Linked DNA regions of Homo sapiens: region 2 is linked to region 1. The links are chromatin loops, found by intact Hi-C in ENCODE. Cell type or tissue: MCF 10A. All regions are shown on one strand. Each heading gives the region's core, and the rest is flanking DNA. Links, peaks and the distances in the headings are about the cores only.

Evidence for each region. A loop is a pair of places that touch in the nucleus more often than their neighbours do. Peaks named below come from ENCODE experiments on the same cell type or tissue, not always from the same donor. Only the 100,000 strongest peaks of a DNase experiment are listed, where the experiment ranks them.
Region 2: a loop joins it to region 1, with 3 times the contacts of the local background. A loop is called at or near these places in 2 of 110 quality-filtered maps.

Annotation. Positions count from the first base shown.
Region 1 is chr14:51,486,414-51,491,799 of GRCh38, forward strand. The region is part of intron 2 of FRMD6-AS2 (FRMD6 antisense RNA 2); the gene reads right to left. It also overlaps a transcript of FRMD6 not described here. Among named protein-coding and RNA genes, the nearest start is that of LINC02310, 92 kb to the left of the region's middle. In MCF 10A, for the core only: no CTCF peak of the experiment used is centred there; DNase peaks (open chromatin) are centred at 2,608 and 4,088.
Region 2 is chr14:51,601,376-51,606,761 of GRCh38, forward strand. It overlaps a transcript of FRMD6 not described here and the pseudogene LOC124903415. Among named protein-coding and RNA genes, the nearest start is that of FRMD6-AS2, 4.1 kb to the left of the region's middle. In MCF 10A, for the core only: no CTCF peak of the experiment used is centred there; DNase peaks (open chromatin) are centred at 2,306 and 2,926.

The DNA of each region.
Region 1 (5,386 bases), core at 327-5,326:
TATGGTGCAGCAGTTCTGTATCAAGAATTCCTGTGTAGAGTTTTTATGTGCATTCAATGCATTGATGGTTTCATTTATTGACTTTGCAGGCATTTATGAAGTTCTTACTGTATACCTGTTATCATAACTGGCACTGAAAACATAGAAAAAATAAAAGACCAGAATAGTTCCCAAAGGAATCAAATTTCATACTTGTATCTTCGTGGACACTGATACAATGCTAATCTCTTTCCTGGTCAGTCCAGAGCTTTGCTGATCTATAGACTCAATCACAAGATGCCTATTTCAAGTTGAAAGTGGATGAGAAATTCTGGTTGTGGGTATGCTTGTCCTTATGTGGAAGATGCCAGTCATTCTCTCTTTTGTCATTTAACCTATGTTGTCATATCCCTAACGATCTCTGACCTTGCAGCCCTTAAAAAGAATGATGCAATGCTATATATGCTAGGCATGGAAAGATGTCCTAGATACAATATTCAGTGAAAAAAGCAAGTTTCAGGATAGTATATAGGGTATAAAACCGTTTTTTTTTTTTTGTTTTTGAAGTACTGGAGAAATGTTGTTCTGGGACCAGCAGCATGAGCATTACCTGGGAACTTGTTGGAAATGCAAATGCTTAGGCCTCACCCCAGACCTACTGCATCAGAAACTCTCAGTATGGGTTTGGGAATCATGAACATGACCCCCAGGTGGTCCCAATGAATGCTCAAGTTGAAGACCTGCTGCTCTAGCGTGTACAGTGTCCCAGTATTGTTTGTTACTGTATATAGTATCCTAAGGTCTAGTGTGGGTTTGTCACAGCTTTATAACTGGCTTATAGTTACAGTCCCTGTAAATGAATTGCTTGTTATAAAGAATTTTGATTACATTATTTTTGGTTTATTGTATTTGTATATACATTTCCTTTACAAAATCAGTAAAATACAAAATCAACAAATTATAGGTACTGGAAAAAATGCTGCTGACTATATGAAAACAATCTCTAGATGGCTGTACATTAAGCCAGTGCTTTTCAGACTCTGATTTACATACAGATCACTTGGGGGATCTTGTGAAAATGCAAGACTGGATTAAGGCCTGAGGTCCTGCATTTCCAACCAGCTCCAGGTCAGTGCTGCTGTTCTATGGGTCACATTTTGAATAGCAAGCCACTAAAATGTTATCCATAGTTATTGTTGGAAGGTCAAATGGTGGGGAGTTATGCTTTGTACATTTCACCTTTGCGCATTATTTTTTAAAAATATTTTTTACAAATAACTATATTCAGAGAAAGGATGAAAGATTTTTAAAGTCTTTCACCAGAATTTGCCTTACTTTGACATCTCTCTGCTATGCAGGCTTAGCCTTGAAACACATTTCCAAGAGTGAAGCAAAAGGAAACTCATTTATTGGCCCTAGAAATCCCCCCACTGATACTGTAGAAATGAATGTTAAAAAGCAGTGGTGATAGGTATAGAGGGAAGTAGGAAGAAATTCATATTAGCTGGAATTTTTTTAGTGCCAGTATTAGAAATCTAACTGAAATGGGCTTAAGGAGATAAAGGACATTTTTAAGAAATCTGAGGGAAATGCTTGCTTTCGTCATGGCTGAATGAAGTGTTCAAACGATGTAGTAACGAGATCTGCTTTCTTCTGCAGTGGCTTTATCTTCAGGCAGTTCCTCTTTCCCTAGGGTGGCCACCAGCAGCCCTAGGCTCTGCTTCTATGATTAGAAACCACAGCAGAATGAGAACCTCCCTTCCCAGCAAAAATTCCAGGGACGACTCCCATTGGCAGGAGCCCGTCTCTGAAATTTTCGCAGTAATTTTGATTGGCTAGACTTGGCCACAGGCCCACTTCTGAAGAAGTCTGGGGGTGGTGTCAACAACATCCACGACAGCTGAGAGGAAGGGGTGATTCCCCAAAGGAAAATCAAAGTTTTGATACAAAAACAAGATGGAATAGATGTAAAACTGAGAGATGGTGTTCTGTTATTGTGCCAGTCTTCCAGCCCAATCCTTTCATTTTGCTTATTTGGAAATCAGTTTAAGGGATTTATTCAAGGTCACATGGGTAGTCAACAGCAGAGCAAGACTTAACAACTTCTGCCCTATTTCTACATCCTCTCTACTGTAGTACTACCACCTTCTTGGAAACTAGGAATGAATCAAACATGGAGCTTCTATAATGCTTGCCTTATCTTTGAAATGTCTTCTTAAATACTGTATTTCATGATATTGAATTTAAAGGAACTCTAATTGCACATCTCTCATCTTTGACTCTCCTACATTGACTGCCTGGAGTAAGAAAGCCACATTCTTTCTGTGATAGTAATCCTTGCTACTCCTTTCCTCTTTGGGGAAACAAGTCAAAGCTTGACAAAGTGTAGCTGCTGATCTATTTGAACGAAGTTCGATCCCTAACCAGTGATCCCATGAATGAGGTGGATGCCCTATGGATGGAGAAGCTCACACCGGCCTCTGCTTTTTTTGTGGTATATTTTATCCCGAGAGCTTGATTAATAATCTAGACTGGGTCCTCCCTTTGGGTGGGTATGTTGCCCTCCCAATTTTCCCAGGCACAGCAATATCTCTGCAGACAGGTACGGGCATGCATCAGAAATCTGGAGGCTCGCCCAAAAAGTTATGTCTGCTGTTTGTGAAGGGGCAATGTAGCAATTATATGAGTAATGCAGTGGCAGATCTTCTATGAGAAATTAAAACTGGAGAAAGAGGGCTTTCCTCCTTGAAGGAAGGGTGTTGGGTGAACTAACACTATTTTCTCCTGCCCTTTCCCCCAATCTCAATCCCTTTCTCTCCAAACATTCTTCCTTGAGCACCCCACTCTGGCACTCAAAAAGCCATGGGAATGGGAAAGAAGTGGCTGGAAGTAAACAGCCTGCTTACTCACAGCAACTGAAAATTTTGTTTCGACGATTCTGGTTCCAGGGGCAGGAGCTGAAGATTAATGCCTGGAGTCTGCCCCATTCTGAGAGCAGCAGCCTGGCTCCTGGTGGCTCCAGCAGCAGGTAGGAAAAAAATGTTTGTTCTTACCCTTTTTTATGAAATATAATCTGAAGACAAATTTAATGTTAAATTCCTGTACAATGGGCACAGTAGAATCATCGAAGGGTTTAAATAATTTGATTTGTCTGCAAACCAGCCCAAACTGCTGAGGGAGTTGGTTCTGCTGCTGAAGTTGATCTGTCTCATGATTTATTCTTTAGGGAAGGGGGTACCTTGGGTTGTCCAATGTAACAGCCACTGCTGTCAGGGCTAGGAAGAAACTCACATCTTCATGACTTGACAGTGCCTGTGCTTTCTGTACTTTTGCTTACAGTGTGTGTGTTTATGTACGTGTCCTGTACTCTAGACACACACTTGCCTTGGTAAGAACACTCTCAAAAACACAGATGATAACCTGACCAGAAGACCGGTCCCTTTGATGCACCGTTTTATTCTAAATGTTTCAAGAGCCCAACAATGACTTCTTGTAAGACACCATCATAAGTTTTTAAAAAGGAAGTTATTAAGAGTCTGGGAAACATTAAGTAGGTGTCGGTTACATTAGTATCAGTTACATGCTTACCCTCTGGGTTGGAAAAGGAGACATTTACATATTTGGGGTTCCTGCACTTCTTTTATGAGGGGTATAACTTAGCAAAACTAGACAAGAAACTGTACAATGAATACAATGAGCTGTTACAGAGTTTGTCATAACCAGATCCCAAGTGTTGTAAAAGTAAAATATGATGCATGTGTGATAGAAGGAAGTGATAAAGGGAATATGGAGAAGAACAAAGTGGAGTTTTATGAGAATTTCTAGGTCTACTTTTAAAAAACAGACTAAGTTTGTGAGTCAGTAACTAGGCAATCAGTTCTCAGAGAAGCTACTTATGAACTGTGTCATCACATTACTTTTAAGATGACCAAATATTGAGGCTATCTGTTGTTTGCCATTGTGAGTGTGTGCTTGTGTTTCTGCATGTGTATTTATGACAGAGAGAGAGAGACAGAATATGAGGGAGGGAGAGAGGAGAAACTCTCATATATTGGCTTACAGACAAATGCTGGGTCATTTAAAAATGCATCTCTGTAACCACTTGTTCTGGAAACATTAATCACCACCTTCTGTGTTTTGGGCACCGTGCTGGGTCCTGGCTGTATACGTGTGTATAGTGTGTGGGGCACAGTGCTAGGTCCTGGACGATATATGTGTGTATTTTGTGTGTGTGTGTGTGTGTATAAAATGCGAAATTTCTTCTTTAGTAACCTTTACCTACCTCTTATTCGTGTTGCCAACAAAAAGACAACCGCAGAGTTTTAGTGCAGTTACCGTAGCAGAATTCTTAAGGTGGCCCAGTTACCGAAACTGCTTGTGTACTGACCTACTATAAAAATATGTATTGTCTATATATACTTGGGAATGACACCCTGTTGAAAATAAATACTGTGTTCCTCTCAGTACTGGGCTCAAGCTTCCTTAAAATCCAGTTCTCCAAGGCCAAGAATAGTGAGAGCACTGCTATGAGATTTGGACCCTGTTTGTGATCCCTGAGTTCCCTGGGCAAGGGCCCTGGTTCTTGACTAAGGGCAGGCTCTAAGGCAGGGACCAAATACCTTCTCTGCCCTGCCCTCTCCCCAAAACCCTGGGAATGAAGTTGAATGGGGAGTGGGGTGGGTGGAGCCCCTTCCCCTTTGGAAGACTCTTCCCTGGGTGTCTCCAAGGGAAGCTTCTTTTCTCTTTTGCATCGTTCTGAATGCCCTAGGCCCTCAACAAACATTCTTGAACTTCCTTGCATGTTAGCATGGGGCCCTCACCTGCCCTAAGAGGCTAACTCCTTAGCTGGACTGAGGCAGGCCCACAGGCAAGGTTGATAGATGTAAAGGTCACCTCAGTACCAGCACATGCGCTTCCTTTTCACTGCTTCCTTACAGCTGCTTCTTCTCTTGGTTGCTATAAATAACATCCTTCCCCACTCTGGAAAATGTCTGAGTTTTTCATTGATGGTTCCCCAGCTCCTCACATCTCCTAGTTCTGGTGAAATATGCTGCCATGGGGGAAATGACAAAGCAGAGGAAGAAATCAGCAGCAATATCAGTAACAGCACCCAGAATTTGCTGAGCGCCAGCTATGTGCCAGGTACTGTGCCAAAGGCTTTATATACCTGATCTAATTTATTCTTTACAACAACCCTATGAAGTAAGGACTACTGGTATCCCCATTTCATAGAAACAAACAAACAAAACAAAACAAAAAAATTTAAAAAATGAAACCAAAATGGACGCTTAGCCTTTTCTCTGCTGCTGGGGGATTCAAATCTAAGTGCCCGACTCCAAAGCATTCGACCACAGCCTGTGATGACAGTGAAAATCAAATTGATCTTGAAAGTTGGCCAGGAGAAGAC
Region 2 (5,386 bases), core at 80-5,079, 110 kb after region 1:
TCTGGGTAACTTATCTTTCTTTGCCTACCTGGTGAGAGGATACCTTTGCAGGAAATGCTGTCACATCAACCCTCCATTGCCCTATTTCTCTTTGCCTGTCCAAGGGTTACCTTGGAATTAGTGGTGAAACTTCCAGGTTCAGTCATATGCTAAAGGACTCATGAATGCATTTTGTTTGGAGCTTTACAAATCTCTAGAAATTTAGTAAATGGCTCAAGAACTCCCTCTAAGCTCAAGTTGTTTAAATTTTATTTTTCTTTTTATCATTTATGCACAAGTAAAACCATGAAGTAGTGACTTCAACTGGATAAAAGGCTTAAGACCCTGAGGATATTGTGAAGCCATTATCCATGAGAGGAAGAAGGCAAGGTCCTATGTCTACCAACATGCAGACAAATGTCCCTGACTGCCTAGGCTTGGTAACATTGAGCAATTATTTTTGTCCTTATCATAATTTAGTCATTTAATTTCTTTATCATTTTCTTGGCAGTTAATAGCCTCTGATTTGAATTTTTATTTTTTCTTGTACCACAGTTGTTCTGCCTCCCTGATTAGATTGTAAGCACCAGTAGATAAGTCATCTTAGCCTACTTGGCAAGCCTTATAATACCAAAATCAACTTCCTAAATGAAGAGCTGGGTATCCAGCCACTCAAAAATGTTTTCCCCAACATTCCGTTAGCCTCACTGGTACATGTTCTTTTAAATGGAAATTCTCAAAGGGAGAGTTGATCCCCACTAATCACTCTTTAATGTGAATTAATTCAGTCAGATAATCAGATGCTCCAAGAAATAGAATTAAAGAAAATAGAAGTAATTTTTGAACATATGGAACTCTGGGAGAGGGTGGCCAGCTTACTAGGAAAGGACTTTGGGGTAATCAGGAGTGTATGTCCGTGTATGTGTGTGTGTAAATCCAGGAGAAGGGAGGGTTGGAAAGAGAATTCTCACAATCCTATAACTTTGTGGCTAGAAACAGATGTAGGCTTATGTCTCTAAGGATGAATGGATGATTTGGAGCAAGAAAGGACCAGTCACTTGCTTTTGTATGACACACAGACTAAAGGTAGTTTTCACATTTCTAAATGATTAGAAAATAATCAAAAGAAGAAGACTATTTTATGACACATGAAAATTATATGAGAATCACATTTCAGGGTCTATAAATAAAATTTTGTTGAAACATGGCCATGCTGATTCATTTATGGATTGTCTATGGCTGCTTTTGTGCTATGATGGCATGGCTGAGTAGTTTTGACAGAGACTGTATGGCCCAAAAAGCCTAAAATATTTACTACCTGCCCCTTTACAAGAAAAGCCTGTCAACTACTGATTTAGAGCAAAGTGTTTGTTTCTTTTTCACTTTCATGCATTTGGGTGAACAGTTTTTTAACACTTATAAAATATTTCTTCCCTTTCATAAAATATTAGAATATACAGAGATAATTACAGAGATGTTTATCCCAATATTATTAACATTCAAAGAAACAAAACTTCATGCTAACCATGTGGTACTGGTGAAATTATGGTATAGCTATACAATTGATTGCTGTGGAATAATTTATTGGTGCTATGGTCTAAATATTTGCATCACCTCAAAATTCATGTGTTGAAATCCTAACTCCCAAGGTATTAGGTGATGGGGTTTTTAGGAAGTGATTAAGTCAAGAGGGCTGAGCCCTCATGAATGAGATTAGTGCCCTTATAAAAGAGACTCCAGAGAGCCAGCCAGCTCTTCCACCACATGTGGATACAGCAAGAAGCTACCATCTACCAACCAGAACTCCAGCCCTCACCAGACACTGAATATGCCAGCACCTTGATATTGGACTTCCCAGCGCCCAGAACTATAGGAAAAAAATTTCTATGGTTTATAAGCCACATAGTTTATGATACTTTGTTATAACTGCCTGAATGGACTAAGACAAGTGGCATAAAAACTGTTTCCAGTTTTAACTCTTTATACAACATGAACCCATAAAAAATGTTTCAATCAAAAATATCATCAAAAAGCCATACCAACTTTCAGATATGTTGTATCTGAGTGGTGGATTGCAAGTGATTTTTTTTTTCTTCTTTTTGCTTCTCTGTATTTCTTGAATGGTTTACAGTGAACAAATACTACTTTTATAAAAAGGAAAAATACATAACGAAAAACTTTCCTTTGATACTAGAGATGGTTAGAAAAAAATAGAACAAAATTATAATATGTTAGATATTTTTTCATCCTTCCCTAAGGTAAAAATGTTCTCCTGGGAGACAGTGGAGCAAGGGCCTTGGCATCAAACTGCTCACTGGGGTTGAGAAACCAAGACTGCCAGTCACTAGTTACGTAACCTGGACTGAAGTGCTTGCTATCTCTGAACCTCAGTTTTCCGAGTTCTCAAATAAGGAAAATAACATCCTCTTAGGGCTTCTTCAAGCATTAAATAAAATCATACATAGAAAACAACTAACTCACATGGTGACAGGCACATAAGCACTAAAAAAATGACTAATTTTCAACATATTTTATGTAGAATATTTGCCATACGATGTCCTGCCTTCCACGGTAATTTCTCTTGTGATACAAAAAAAAAAAAAAAGTCCCTAAGATGAAATACATGGAGTGAGGAGCAGAGGAAGGTGAGGGAGTGAGTATCAGAGCAGTGAGGAGACAGATGCCAACTATCCTGAGCATAATGGAAAATGGAGCAGTTCAGAAGAGCCACTGGCTTTGTCATTTGGTCAGGAAGCTTTCATTACTACTTGCAATAGTGAGAGACCGCTAGATTGCTGGGTGGGGGCAGAATGTCTGCATGTGTGTGATGGTGCAGGTCTGGGAGGAAAATTTTTCCAACAGTTCACAGTATAGTTCCACAGTTTTGAGCACCCATTGCGTGAAAAGCACCGGAGATTCCAAGATGTGTAAGATACAGTACATTCCAGAGTGAGCTCTGGCCTTGTGGTGGGTTGGAAGGAATCGCTTTGGAGTAAGGCATTGAGCAATCACTTGGAATGCTACTTACTTGAACTGGAAACTATGCTTTCCAGATTATTATCATTATTATTATTAGTGTGCTTTCAAGATTATTATTTGAAGGAATTCACAGCAAGAAGGAAGATTCTTACTAAAATACTATTAAAATCTTCATGTTTTGCAGAAATCATTGGATATAATTGGGCCAGAAATAAAAAGAAACACTAAAAAAACTAATGATAAGTTGGGGGAATAGATGCTAAGAGCTTAAGAGAATGGGAAGAGGTGAAGAGAAAGTTCTATGGCCCATTGTATTTCTTCCACCAGATGCCAAGGAGCATCCCTTGGGTAGAACAACGTCAACTAGAAACTCTGAAGTGTGCCATATTCTTTTCATCCTCCTTGTCTATCTTCTTGTCCAGGGAATACTAACTACTCCAAGAGTTCATTTTCCACCTTTATACTCTTCCAGGCCCTCTCCACGCCTCTGTACTCCCAACCTCCTCAGGGGCCATGCTAATCTCTGTATCATTTCAATTTTAGTATATGTGCTACCAAAGTGAGCACTGCTTACTCTTAATACTGGCACAAGTGAATATATTCCAGTCCTGAGATTATATCGTTGAAGTGTAATGGCCTATGCGAGCTGTGATCTCAAGATACATGAGGGGTAAAACAAACAGAAACCAACCAAAACAACACCATTGCTTTGTGAAGTTCCCTGTATCTCTACCCCTGCCTGGCCACCCATCTAATTTGTTACATAGTCATTACTTTTTTATGCTATTTACTTCTCTGCAGGTTTCTTTTTTTTTTTTTTTTTTTATTGATCATTCTTGGGTGTTTCTCACAGAGGGGGATTTGGCAGGGTCATAGGACAATAGTGGAGGGAAGGTCAGCAGATAAACAAGTGAACAAAGGTCTGGTTTTCCTAGGCAGAGGACCCTGGGGCCTTCCGCAGTGTTTGTGTCCCTGGGTACTTGAGATTAGGGAGTGGTGATGACTCTTAACGAGCATGCTGCCTTCAAGCATCTGTTTAACAAAGCACTTTACATATATTTGCATTACATTATTTATTCCAATTTTAGGATGGGTTTGAAGAGGATGGGTTTGAATTTGCTACATCAAATAAGGGAAAGAAATCATTCTTTCTTAATGTCTCCACACGTGAAGTATTTGGAGTCCCTATAATTATGTTGCTTATGTCTTACCCCAAAAGATGTATGCTCTACTTGAATGTCCCTCGTGAAAATGCTGAGAGAGAATATATACCTTAAAAGGCACTTCAGGGAGGTGTCATGCCCCCATCTGCAGAAATGGCACCCAGCAGATCAAGACTATACAGGATTAGCTTTCTATTGGATCTGGAATATGACTCTTTCTATCATTGGAAATGGTATGTGCAAATGTTGCTAACAGGATGTGGGCTATACATTTTGAGACCTGTTGAAAGAGAAGGCAACCAGAGTCACAAGATATCACTTTATTCATCTGTAAAGGGAATTCAAGTGGTCATATCAGGAAGAGCTGTACCCCCGAGTCTCAGAACTTGTGTCCTTCCTACTGCTGAGGCTGGATACACTGAACCCACTCCACTTTATTACTCAGGCTCCATGCTGTTGTCTTCAGAGGGTCAGAGAAATTGGTGTCTTAATTGAAAATTGATAATGCAGCCAGAAGTATGATGGGTTAGTTTCTGAGGCTAGAGAAAGTGTGTTCTCTCCAGGGTAAGGTAAGCGTTATCCTTTGCCATGCCTGTGCATCACAGTGAGATGCCAGGAAGTTCTAGGGGGGTGGGTGTAGTCAAGAATGTGACATCAAGTCTTCAAGCACTTGGTAGCATCTCCTTGGCCTTCTGGCCTGGGGAAAGAATGATCCATTCCACACAAATATCCTCAAACTCACCAACTCACACACAGCCAGTAATACACATGGACATTCAGAAATACACAGGCACAGCCATACGTACAACAAGCACACATATTAATGTATATACACAGTCACACATACAAATATGCACATGCCCACACATATAAGCACATATATGTGAGACACATGCACATCCTCACATACACATGCACATATGTACACCCCTGCTGGGCACTCTGCAGGCCTTTTCCAAGGAACAATCTCTAGTCCCCAGCCCTCTCCCATCACCTCTGTCCTAATGATGCTCTGACCCTGGGATAATACTTAGGTGACCCTGGCTCTCCTGGGCTCAGTCCATGAATTATTTCTATCCCAATAGCTCTAGGATTGAGTGTCTGAAATGAATGCTGAAAAGCAGGGAGGTTGCATGTATTAGTTGGGGTCCTCCAGAGAGACAGAGCCAATAGGATAAATATAGGGAGAGATATGAGAGGGAATTTATTAGGGGAATTGGCTCATGCAAATGGAGGCTGGGAAGACCGTGACACGCCATACACAA